Regions from separate parts of the Homo sapiens genome. Here region 2 is linked to region 1. A link is an interaction called in ENCODE POLR2A ChIA-PET data of the cell type or tissue named here. Cell type or tissue: OCI-LY7. All regions are shown on one strand. Each heading gives the region's core, and the rest is flanking DNA. Links, peaks and the distances in the headings are about the cores only. Region 1 overlaps FGD4 (FYVE, RhoGEF and PH domain containing 4). Region 2 holds the start of LOC124902914 (a long non-coding RNA gene).

The links. ChIA-PET counts read pairs that join two places held together with the same protein. Peaks named below come from ENCODE experiments on the same cell type or tissue, not always from the same donor. Only the 100,000 strongest peaks of a DNase experiment are listed, where the experiment ranks them.
Region 2: POLR2A ChIA-PET joins it to region 1 with 10 read pairs; 7 of 35 experiments call an interaction of 5 or more read pairs at or near these places.

What each region holds. Positions count from the first base shown.
Region 1 is chr12:32,402,260-32,407,638 of GRCh38, reverse strand. The region is part of intron 1 of FGD4 (FYVE, RhoGEF and PH domain containing 4); the gene reads right to left. Among named protein-coding and RNA genes, the nearest start is that of FGD4, 5.4 kb to the right of the region's middle. RefSeq lists enhancers at 877-1,862, 4,774-5,379. In OCI-LY7, for the core only: a CTCF peak has its summit at 5,132; no DNase peak of the experiment used is centred there.
Region 2 is chr12:32,647,939-32,653,317 of GRCh38, reverse strand. It overlaps LOC124902914 (a long non-coding RNA gene), which reads right to left and starts at 2,820. Exons shown (of 2, transcript XR_007063270.1): 1 at 2,554-2,820; 2 at 959-1,208. In OCI-LY7, for the core only: no CTCF peak of the experiment used is centred there; no DNase peak of the experiment used is centred there.

The sequences.
Region 1 (5,379 bases), core at 324-5,323:
CAGAAATGAGCAAAAAGTATGCCAGAAAGTGCAGAGGGCCCAGATTATGTATTGAGGGACAATCTATAGCATTCCTTGTCTTATTCCTGCAAATCTCGGCAACCTGTCCTCAGGACCAAAGTGGGGTTTACCCATGTTTGGAAATGCACAGAAGCTTATAAACCTGGTTGTACATCAGGATCGTCTGGGCACTTGTTAAAAATACAGCTTCTTGGCCAGGCGTAGTGGCTCACGCCTGTAATCCCAGCACTTTGGGAGGCTAAGGCAGGTGGATCACCTGAGGTCAGGAGTTCAAGACCAGCCCAGCCAACATGGTGAAACCCCGTCTCTACTAAAAGTACAAAAATTAGCTGGGCATAGTGGTAGGTGCCTGTAATCCCAGCTACTCGGAAGGCTGAGGCAGGAGAATCATTTGAACCCGGGAGGGGGAGGTTGCAGTGAGCCGAGATCGTGCCATTGCACTCCAGCCTGGGGAACAAGAGTGAGACTCTGTCTCAAAAAAAAAAAAAAAAAAAAATACAGCTTCTTGGCCGGGCGTGGTGGCTCATGCCTGTAATCCCAGCACTTTGGGAGGCGGAGGCGGGTGGATCACGAGGTCAGGAGTTCAAGACCAGCCTGGCCAAGATGGTGAAACCCCATCTCTACTAAAAATACAAAAATTAGCTGGGCATGGTGGCAGGTGCCTATAATACCAGCTACTTGGGAGGCTGAGGCAGAGAATTGCTTGAACCTGGGAGGCGGAGGTTGCAGTGAGCTGAGATCACACCACTGCACTCCAGCCTGGGTGACAGAGCAAGACTCTGTCTCAAAAAAACAAAAAGCAAACAAACAAAAAAAAACAGCTTCTCTAACCCTACCCCTCAGATTCTGAGTCACTATGTCAAGGGTGTGGCTAGAGATTTTTAATTAGCAATCCCAAGTAATTCTGAAACAGCTGGTAGAATGGCATTTGGAAGCCAAGCAGATCATCAGAATTATCTAATATACTTTTTAAAAATGCAGATCCATAAGCTCCTGTCCAAACCTACTGAATCTCTCACCACATTTCACATGCATAAATTTTTTCTTTTTTTTTAAATTTTTTTGAGATGGAGTCTAGCTCTGTCACCCAGGCTGGAGTGCAGTGACACAATCTCAGCTCACTGCAAACTCTGCTCCCTCGGTTCAAGCGATTTTCCTGCCTCAGCCTTCCAAGTAGCTGGGATTACAGGCGCCCACCACCACGCCTGGCTAATTTTTGTATTTTTAGTAGAGACAGGGTTTCACCATGTTGGCCAGGCTGGTCTCAAACTCCTGACCTCAAGTGATCCGCCTGCTTCTGCCTCCCAAAGTGCTGGAATTACACACATGAGCCACTGCGCCCAGCCCCACATCCATATATTTAAATGCATCATGTAGGCTGGGCACAGTGGCTCACGCCTGTAATCCCAACACTTTGGGAGGCTGAGGCGGGCGGATCACCTGAGGTCGGGAGTTCGAGACCAGCCTACCAACAAGGAGATAACCTGTCTTTACTAAAAATACAAAATTAGCCAGGCGTGGTGGCACATGCCAGTAATCCCAGCTACTCGGGAGGATAAGGCAGGAGAATCACTTGAACCCAGGAGGCGGAGGTTGCAGTGAGTCAAGATCGCGCCATTACACTCCAGCCTGGGCAACAAGAGCAAAACTCCATCTCAAAAAATAAAATAAAATAAAAAATAAATGCATCATGTTCTAATCCTTTTTCAATCAATTTTCCAGCAAATGCGTATTTGAAAAAAAAAAGAGATTTGAGTAAGAGCAATACAAGTAAGTACTATTGATTGAATTCTGGTTCTGAACCAGAACTATATGTATGTTATCTCCCTGTAAAAGGACTGACTCCAACAGCAGGTGACCTCAGGCAGACCCCCAATCAAGTTCCCGTTCCCTCAACAAATTCCAGTTCCTCTTCTCTGTTACCAGTTAAAACCATGAACCTAGATTTCCTTCAGCAGAGAAAAGGAATGCAAGCAAGCAGGTGACTGTGGAGTAAGAGTCTCTCAATGCTCTTAGGTCCACAAGTTTACATGGCTATTCATTAAAAGACCACTGACTAGGCTGGGCGCAGTGGCTCACGCCTGTAATCCCAGCACTTTGGGAGGCCGAGGCGGGTGGATCACCTGAGGTCGGGAGTTCGAGACCAGCCTGACCAACTTGGAGAAACCCCATCTCTACTAAAAATACAAAATTAGCCAGGCATGTTGACGCTTGCCTGTAATCCCAGCTACTCGGGAGGCTGAGGCAAGAGAATTGCTTGAACCCGGGAGGCGGAGGTTGTGGTGAGCCGAGTTCACTCCATTGCACTCCAGCCTGGACAAGAGTGAAACTCCTTCTAAAAAAAAAAAAAAAAAAACCACTGACTGCTCTTTAAACTGTTCTTGGAGCCAGGCACGGTGGCTCACGCCTGTAATCCCAGCACTTCGGGAGGCTGAGGCGGGTGGATCACAAGGTCAGGAGATCGAGACCATCCTGGCTAACACGGTGAAACCCCGTCTCTACTAAAAATACAAAAAATTAGCCGGGTGTGGTGGCAGGCGATTGTAGTCCCAGCTACTCTGGAGGCTGAGGCAGGAGAATGGCGTGAACCCGGGAGGTGGAGCTTGAAGTGAGCCGAGATTGCGCCACTGCTCTCCAGCCTGGGCAACAGAGCCAGACTCCGTCTCAAAAAATAAAAATAAAAAATAAAAATAAATAAGCTGTTCTTGGAAGGAAATTCTTATAAGAAACTTTTCCTGGTTCCAATTTCAGAGCCCATCTTTAAGGAGCTTCTAAGAAGCATTAATGATATTCATGCACATGCACACCATCCATCATTTTAGTGTAAATCTTTACTTGTTTAGAACATTGTATGATTCTAATAATACTAAAGATACTTTTATTTAAAAATATAATATAGATTTTTTAATGTTACAAATAACATTAGCTCTAACATATGAATGCAAATGACCTATGGTTATTGCTTTACGTTGGGCCACTCAAAGCCCTGGAAAACCTTAAGAACAGGTGTTAACAGGCATGCAAGCACTGAAGCCAGTGACATAAGTCTGAATCCTGCCTCTGAAATTTACTAGGTGCAGGGTACTGCAATAGGACTTTCTGAAACTTTTTTTCCTTCCCTAAAATTGTAATAATACCACCTATTTTTTCAGGGTTGTTATAAGAACTAGAGGTAACATACACATAGTCCTGGTTCAGTGCCAGAATTCAATCAATAGTACTTTTTTGTATTGCTTTCACCAAAATTTCTATCCCTCTTCCCCAGAGATGAAATTAGTACTCTAGAAGTTCTCAGGATACTGGGGTATATGTTGAAAATGTGAGCATTCCAGCCATGGTGAGTACCAGAAAAAAAAAAACTGTACTTACATAGAAAGTTTACCAAGTAAATAATGTGAAAAGTCCCTCACCACAAAGCACCGAGATGCTGAATAAATTACAACAGATATTCAAATACTCAGATACAACAAATGCATGGCTGAGCTCATAACAAAATAAAGGAGGTGCCCAAAGGCAAGCAAAAAAAAAAAAGAACCCAAAACTTAAACACAAGTAACTAACTTGTAAGACCATGCTGCCCAAGAGGCAAAGTCATTGCCAGGAACCCGAAAGCCTAGGGGACTAAGAGCCTTTCAGGGGACGGAAGTTTTGGCCTTGGGTTTTCACAATAGGAAAAAGCTGAACCTGAGGCCTGGAACTAAGGTTCCATAAAAGGGAGCATTGGGCCGGGCACGATGGCTCACACCTGTAATCCCAGCACTTTGGGAGGCCGAGGCGGGCGGATCACGAGGTCATGATATTGAGACCATCCTAGCCAACAAGGTGAAACCCCGTCTCTACTAAAAATACAAAAATTAGCTGGGCATGGTGGTGTGTGCCTGTAGTCCCAGCTACTAGGGAGGCTGAGGCAGGAGAATCACTTCAGCCCAGATGGCGGAGGTTGCAGTGAGCCAAGATTGCACCACTGCACTCCAGCCTGGCGACAGGGTAAGACTCAGTCTCAAAAAAAAAAAAAAGATGGAGTTTTGCTGCGTTGCTCAGGCTGGAGTGCAGTAGCTATTCACAGGTGCAAACACAGCATACTTCATCCTCAAACTCATGGCTTGTAGTGATTCTCCTGCCTCAGCCTCCCAAGTAGCTGAGACTATAGGAGTGCACCGATTATAAGGATTGTTATCTCTGTTGTCCAGATGAAGAAACGTAGAAATTAAGAGACAGTCCAATTCACACAGCTAGCTATGGAAGAGGGACTAGAACGTGAGTGCTATATAACCCCAAAGCCTATGTCTTAATTGCTTCACCTTTCTGTTTCACTTAAATGGGGAGCTTCACATTCAGGAATACACAAAGGATGCAGTTGGTACACTTTATTATTTTTGCCAAAAAGCACAGAACTCTAAAAACAGCAGGGTTTATAACCACAGAACATGACATAACAATGCTAAATGGAATTTTCTGCCAAGTTCTTGAGTTTTCAGTTTTTGTTCCTTCTTCTTTAAGAGGGAAAGTGACATTTCAATTGAGTAATGCCTACTTTGTAATGCGTTTAAATTTTGTGGTTTTCATATATAAATATTTTCCTAGGTGCTATAGAATGAACTGGCACTTTTCAGTAACTTAAATCTGGTTTACTTTTTGATGAGGGGGAAGAACAGACTTATCTAATGATACTATTGAACTAATAGGGAGGCAGATTTGAGTCAAAGAAGAAAGCACTTTCTAAAATATTTTTTACCCTTCCCAAATTGAACAGGGTGTGGTCATCCAGTAGTTTGAGACTACTTCTCAAAACACTAGATCATTCTCCTACAGATATTACAGATTTTATCATGGTAAGGGGAATGGCTGTACCTATTAAGATAATTACTTTTCGACCCTGAAAATAGCAACAAGAATTTTGAGTTTCAGCCGGTTTACAATATCGAGACAATGTAACACACCTAGAAAAGGTAGTGCTAGGTTCTCCATTTTAAAAAAAACTGCTCTGGGTTTTCTTTGAATTAAAAAAAAAAAAAATGGTGTGTGCCTGTAGTCCCATCTACTTAAGAGACTGAGGCAGAAGGATAGCTTTGAGCCCATGAGTTCGAAGCTATAGTGAGCTACGATTGTACCTATGAATAGGCACAGCACTCTAGCCTTATCCTGGGCAACACAGTGAGACCCCATCTCTCTCTGACTCCCCTCCCCTCTCTCTCTCTCTCTCCCTCTCCCTCTCTTTTTGAGACAGGGTCTCACTCTGTTGCCCAGGCTGGAATACAGTGAAACGATCATGGCTCACTACAGCCTCCACCTCCTGAGCGCAAGCGATCCTCCCACTTCAGTCCACAAGGGGTCATTTTTTGCAGAGACGGGGTTTTG
Region 2 (5,379 bases), core at 156-5,155, 250 kb before region 1:
TGGTGGCTCACGCCTGTAGTCCCAACTACTTGGGAGGCTGAGGCACAAGAATTGCTTGAACTCCGGAGGTGGAGGTGGCAGTGAGCTGAGATCCTGCCACTGCACTCCAGCCTGGGGACAGAGCAAGACTCCATCTCAAAACAAAACAAAAAAGCAATTTTATGGAGACATATTTTGAGATTATGTAGTTATCCTGGTCAAGAATTTTTTACCCATCAATGTCCACTGAGGATTCTGAATGATTCCTTTGTTTTGTCAATTGCTAATGTTTTCATTTTATCATTTCTTCTACACTTACTTGTTGACATCCTACTATAAGCACTTTTTCTTATCATTTATTTATTCATTCTTTCATATGTTTGGATTCCTGTGTTCCTCCTTTATTCAATGGATTTTATAATCCATTGCCATCATTTTAAATTTTTTTTGTTAATTTTTATGTTTAACTGTCCCAGATTTTGCCAGTGGGAGACCCTTCAAGCTGCCTCCTAGTTCTTCTGACATGTCCCCATCATTCTTTGGGCCCTTTCTTACTTTCTGGTACAATATAATATTCCAGGCTTATTGTGAATTTTTCCTGCCCAAGCCCTTGAATCAACCATTTCTTCAAGGAATGCTGGTTCTTTTTAGTGGAAAATGGTGTTTAGAAAACAAAATACAAAAACAAAATTGGGGTATTACTTCTAGACCCTCACAGCAGACAGCTAGAAAATATGTGTATATGTACATTTATATAACCCCCCACATAGGTATTATATGTACTATATCTATATTTATACTTAGCTAAACCATTAATACCTATTTTCCATTCCAATAACATAGGATTTATTATGTCCCCCCTTCCACATCTATATCTGCTTTCTCTGACAGTAGGAAACTTGGCTCCCATTATCCTCAGCATATTTATTTACTGGATTAGTCAGGGTTCTCTAGAGGGACAGAGCTAATAGGATAGATGTATATATGAAGGGGAGTTTATTAAGGAGTATTGATGCACACGATCACAAGGTGAGGTCCCACAATAGGCCGTCTGCAAGCTGAGGGGTAAGGAAGCCAGTCTGAGTCCCAAAACCTCAGAAGTAGGGGAGCCGACAGCGCAGCCTTCAGTCTGTGGCCAAAGGCCTGAGAACCCCTGGCAAACCAATGGTGTAGTCCAAGAGTCCAAAAGCTGAAAAACTTGGAGTCTGTTGTTCAAGGGCAGGACGCATCTAGCACGGGAGAAAGACAAAGGCCAGAAGACTCAGCAAGTCTGCTCTTCCATCTTCTGCCTGGTTTATTCTAGCTGCGCTGGCAGCTGATTAGGCAGTGCCCACCCAGATTGAGGGTGGGTCTGCCTCTCCCAGTCCACCGACTCAAATGTTACTCTCCTTTCGCAGCACCCTCACGGACACACCCAGGAACAATACTTTGCATCCTTCAATCCAATCAAGTTGACACTCAATATGAACTATCACATTCACTGAGTTCTAGAACTCAGCAAAACAAATAAACACATGTTAGAACTACTAAGCTCTACCACTGGGAAAAACAAGCCAGGGATCTAGAGTTCAATATTTGTTTGCACTCTGAGTCCACATACTGTATGCAAAAGTTTGAGTTAGTTCTTTTTTCTCTTCAGTGTGGTTATGTTTTTCATTTGGTACCATTTGATATATGGATATGTTCACTTGTTTATATTTGTACTCCATGGGGGAGGGGAGTGTTCACCATTAGGGGTGTGTGTGTGTGTGTGTGTCTGTTTATAAAACACTGAGATGGTTCAAAAGTCAAAACTCTGCAAAAAGGTATACTCACGAAAGCATCATGACTTTTTTTAGCAAATAATTTTTCATTTCTTTCTTTCTTTCTTTCTTTCTTTTTTTTTTTTTTGAGACAGGGTTTCACTCTGTCACCCAGGCTGGAATACAATGGTGCAATCATAGCTCACTGCGACCTCAAACCCCTGGGCTCAAGCGATCCTCCTGCCTCAGCCTTCTCAGTAGCTGGGACTACAGGCTCATGCCACCATGCCCACCTAATTATTACTACTTTTTTTAAAGATAGGAGGGTCCTCACTATCTTGCCCAGTCTGGTCTCTAACTCCTGGCCTCAAGTGATTCTCCCACCTTGTCCTCTCAAAGTGGCAAATAATTCTTTTTTATTGAGAGTTCTTCCTCCTATTTTTTTTATAACTGTGGGCCTGGATCCTTTGGTTCATTTACCCTGTATTCATTCTGTGCCTTCCTGTTCTCCAGTCTTCAAGCACATACATAGACATACACACAAATTCAGCAGATAGTAAAAAAAACCACAAGATGATCTTTCAGATGACATACATTTTTCCCACTTTTAAACATAACATGATTCTATGTGGAAACAATTTTTTAAGTTAATTTTTTGCACCGTAATTATTTTTGTTTGGTGTATGATAATGACATATTTAAGTGATCATCTAAAAATAGCAATTTTTGTGAAAATGCCACAGTGGGCTATGAGGCCCTAATCTTATTCTATAAAAGCAGAGCATTTCCTTTACTAAGAGAGTAAGCAAACTGGTTTTCTGTTTTTACTTACCTGCAGGACAAAACAGTGCATGAATCACTTCCTCTGTAAGAAAGTGATGGTAGCCTAGGCGCTCATTATCCAAACCATTTGCCAGGTCCACTCTGCCAGCCCCATTTCCTCAGGATGTCTGTCCTTCAGCACTTTCGGCTCCTTCTGGGACAGTCATCAGCTGCCTCTAATCTCCTCACAGTCCAGGTGCTGTGATAATGGTGGTGGTAGTGGGCTGAGACTGTATGTCTCTCTCTCTCTATATATATATTTTTTCTTGTAAAATTTTTTTATTTTTTATTTTTTAAATTATTATTATTATTATTGAGATGGAGTCTCGCTCTGTCACCCAGGCTGGAGTGCAGTGGCGTGATCGCGGCTCACTGCAAGCTGCACCTTCCAGGTTCACGCCATTCTCCTGCCTCAGCCTCCTGAGTAGCTGGGACTACAGGCACCCGCCACCACACCCAGCTAATTTTTTTGTATTTTTAGTAGAGACAGGGTTTCACCGTGTTAGCCAGGATGGTCTTGATCTCCTGACCTCGTGATCCGCCTGCCTCGGCCTCCCAAAGTGCTGGGATTACAGGCGTGAGCCACCACGCCCAGCCTAATTTTATTTTTTTTAAGCTGCAGGTCTTGCTATGTTGCCCAAGCTGGTCTCGAACTCTGGGTTCAAGTGATCTTCCTGTCTCAGCCTCCCAGGTGAATTACAGGCATGATGCCTAGCTCTGAGACTGATTTTTTAAAAACAAGAATCCACTGTGCCAAGGTTGACTAAGATTTTCACCATTATATTTTGAAGTCCTGTTTTTTCTCTTTTTCCTTTTTTTTTTTCTTTTCTTTTTGACACAGGGTCTTGCTCTGTCACTCAGGCTGGAGTCGGGGAGGATTGCTTGAGCCTGGGAAGCAGAGGTTGCAGTGAGCTGTGATCATGCCACTGATTCTAGCCTCAGCGACAAAGCAAGGCTCTGTCTCAAAAATAAATAAGTAAAAATAAAATTGGGGCCAGGAGCGGTGGCTCACACCTGTAATCCCAGCACTTTAGGAGGCCGAGGCAGGTGGATCACGAGGTCAAGAGATCGAGACCATTCTGGCCAACATGGTGAAACCCCGTTTCTACTAAAAATACCAAAATTAGCTGGGCTTGGTGGCATGTGCCTGTGGTCCTAGCTACTCAGGAGGCTGAGTCAGGAGAATCGCTTGAACCTGGGAGACAGAGGTTGCAGTGAGCCAAGATCACACTACTGTACTCCACCCTGACGACAGAGCGAGACTCCGTCTCAAAAAATAAATAAAATAAAGTTCGGAGTTGACAGCATGAAAGTATGAAAGTATGTGTGAATACTAGTGGAATGAGTGCAGATAAAGGAGATAAGTCACAACATACTTAGGCCTGAGACACCCCTGAAAGGTGTGAAAAACAGCAAAGAAGACCAAGAAAGGGTTCAAGAGAAGAACATCAGGGGTTTGGGGCTGGGCGCTATGGCTCACACCTGTAATCCCAGCACTTTGGGAGGCTGAGATGGGAGGATCGCTTGAGTCCAGGAGTTCAAGACCAGTCTGGTCTGCATGGAGAGACCTCCCCATCCCTAAAGTAAATACATAAATAGAAAAAAAATCCAAGGGTTTGGGGTTCTACAAGCCAAGGGAAGAAAGTGAATTAAGGAGAGCATGACCAAGTATGTCAAATGCTACTAAGATGAGGACTGAGAACTTGACTATTGAATTTAGCAGCATACAAGTTATTGGTAACCTTGATATAAGAGCAGTTTCAGTGAAATGGTGGGTGCAAAATGCTGACTGGAATCCGTTCAGTAAAGAACGGGAAGAGAGGAATTGGAGACAGTAAGTATAGAAAACTCTTTCAAGGAGTGTTGCTGCTAATGGGAGGAAAAGTGGAGTGAAGAGGCTTACGTTGGGAAGAATTATAGCAGGTTTTCGCTAATAAGATTCAAGAAGAAATCTGACATTACATGAGAAAGGGAGAATGGCAGGCGAATGGGAAATTGGATACTGTGCACAGGTGAGGGACCCAATTAGGACAGGACATGGATAGGCAGGGAGAGAGAGTATATGGTCTCAAGAGGTAATAGGTGGCTTAGATATGGTTGTGGGAGGCTGTCCCCTGCTGATTGCTTGTATTTTACTAAAGTGGGAAGGAAGGTCATCTATTGGGATGGAGGATTGGGGATACAGTGGAGGTCTCAGGAGGAAGTAGTGATGACCTAGTAATAAATTTTAGGTGAAACCAATCTGCTTTGTTCAGCCACATGGGTACAAGTATGAAAACAGAACTGAGTAAACTGGGGATTTGGTTTTGCCAAGCGAGACAAAGCTAGACGTGGCGAAGGAAGTGAGTGAATGTGAGGGAGTGATCAGTGACTGAACATCGGATTTAAAATGGGTAAGGGTAGAAGAGAGGACATCAAGAGCTGAGGGACAAATTATTAGCTTTTTAAAATCTGTTTTCTTTCTTTTTTTTGGAGAGGGGGAGGTAGGGACAGAGTTTCACCCTTGTTGCCCAGGCTGGAGTGCGATGGCACTATCTCAGCTCACTGCAACCTCCACCTCCCGGGTTCAAACAATTCTCCTGCCTCAGCCTCCCAAATAGTTGGGATTACAGGCGTGCGCAACCATGCCCAGCTAATTTTGTATTTTTAGTAGAGACAGGGTTTCACCATGTTGGTCGGGCTGTTTTTGAACTCCTGACCTCAAGTGATCCACCTACCTCCGACTCCCAAAGTGCTGGGATTACAGGCATGAGCCACCACGCCTGGCCAAATCTGTTTTCTTATCTGAATCTTAGAATGTTATTGTGAGGCTTTTATGTGATAATGTAAATACAGT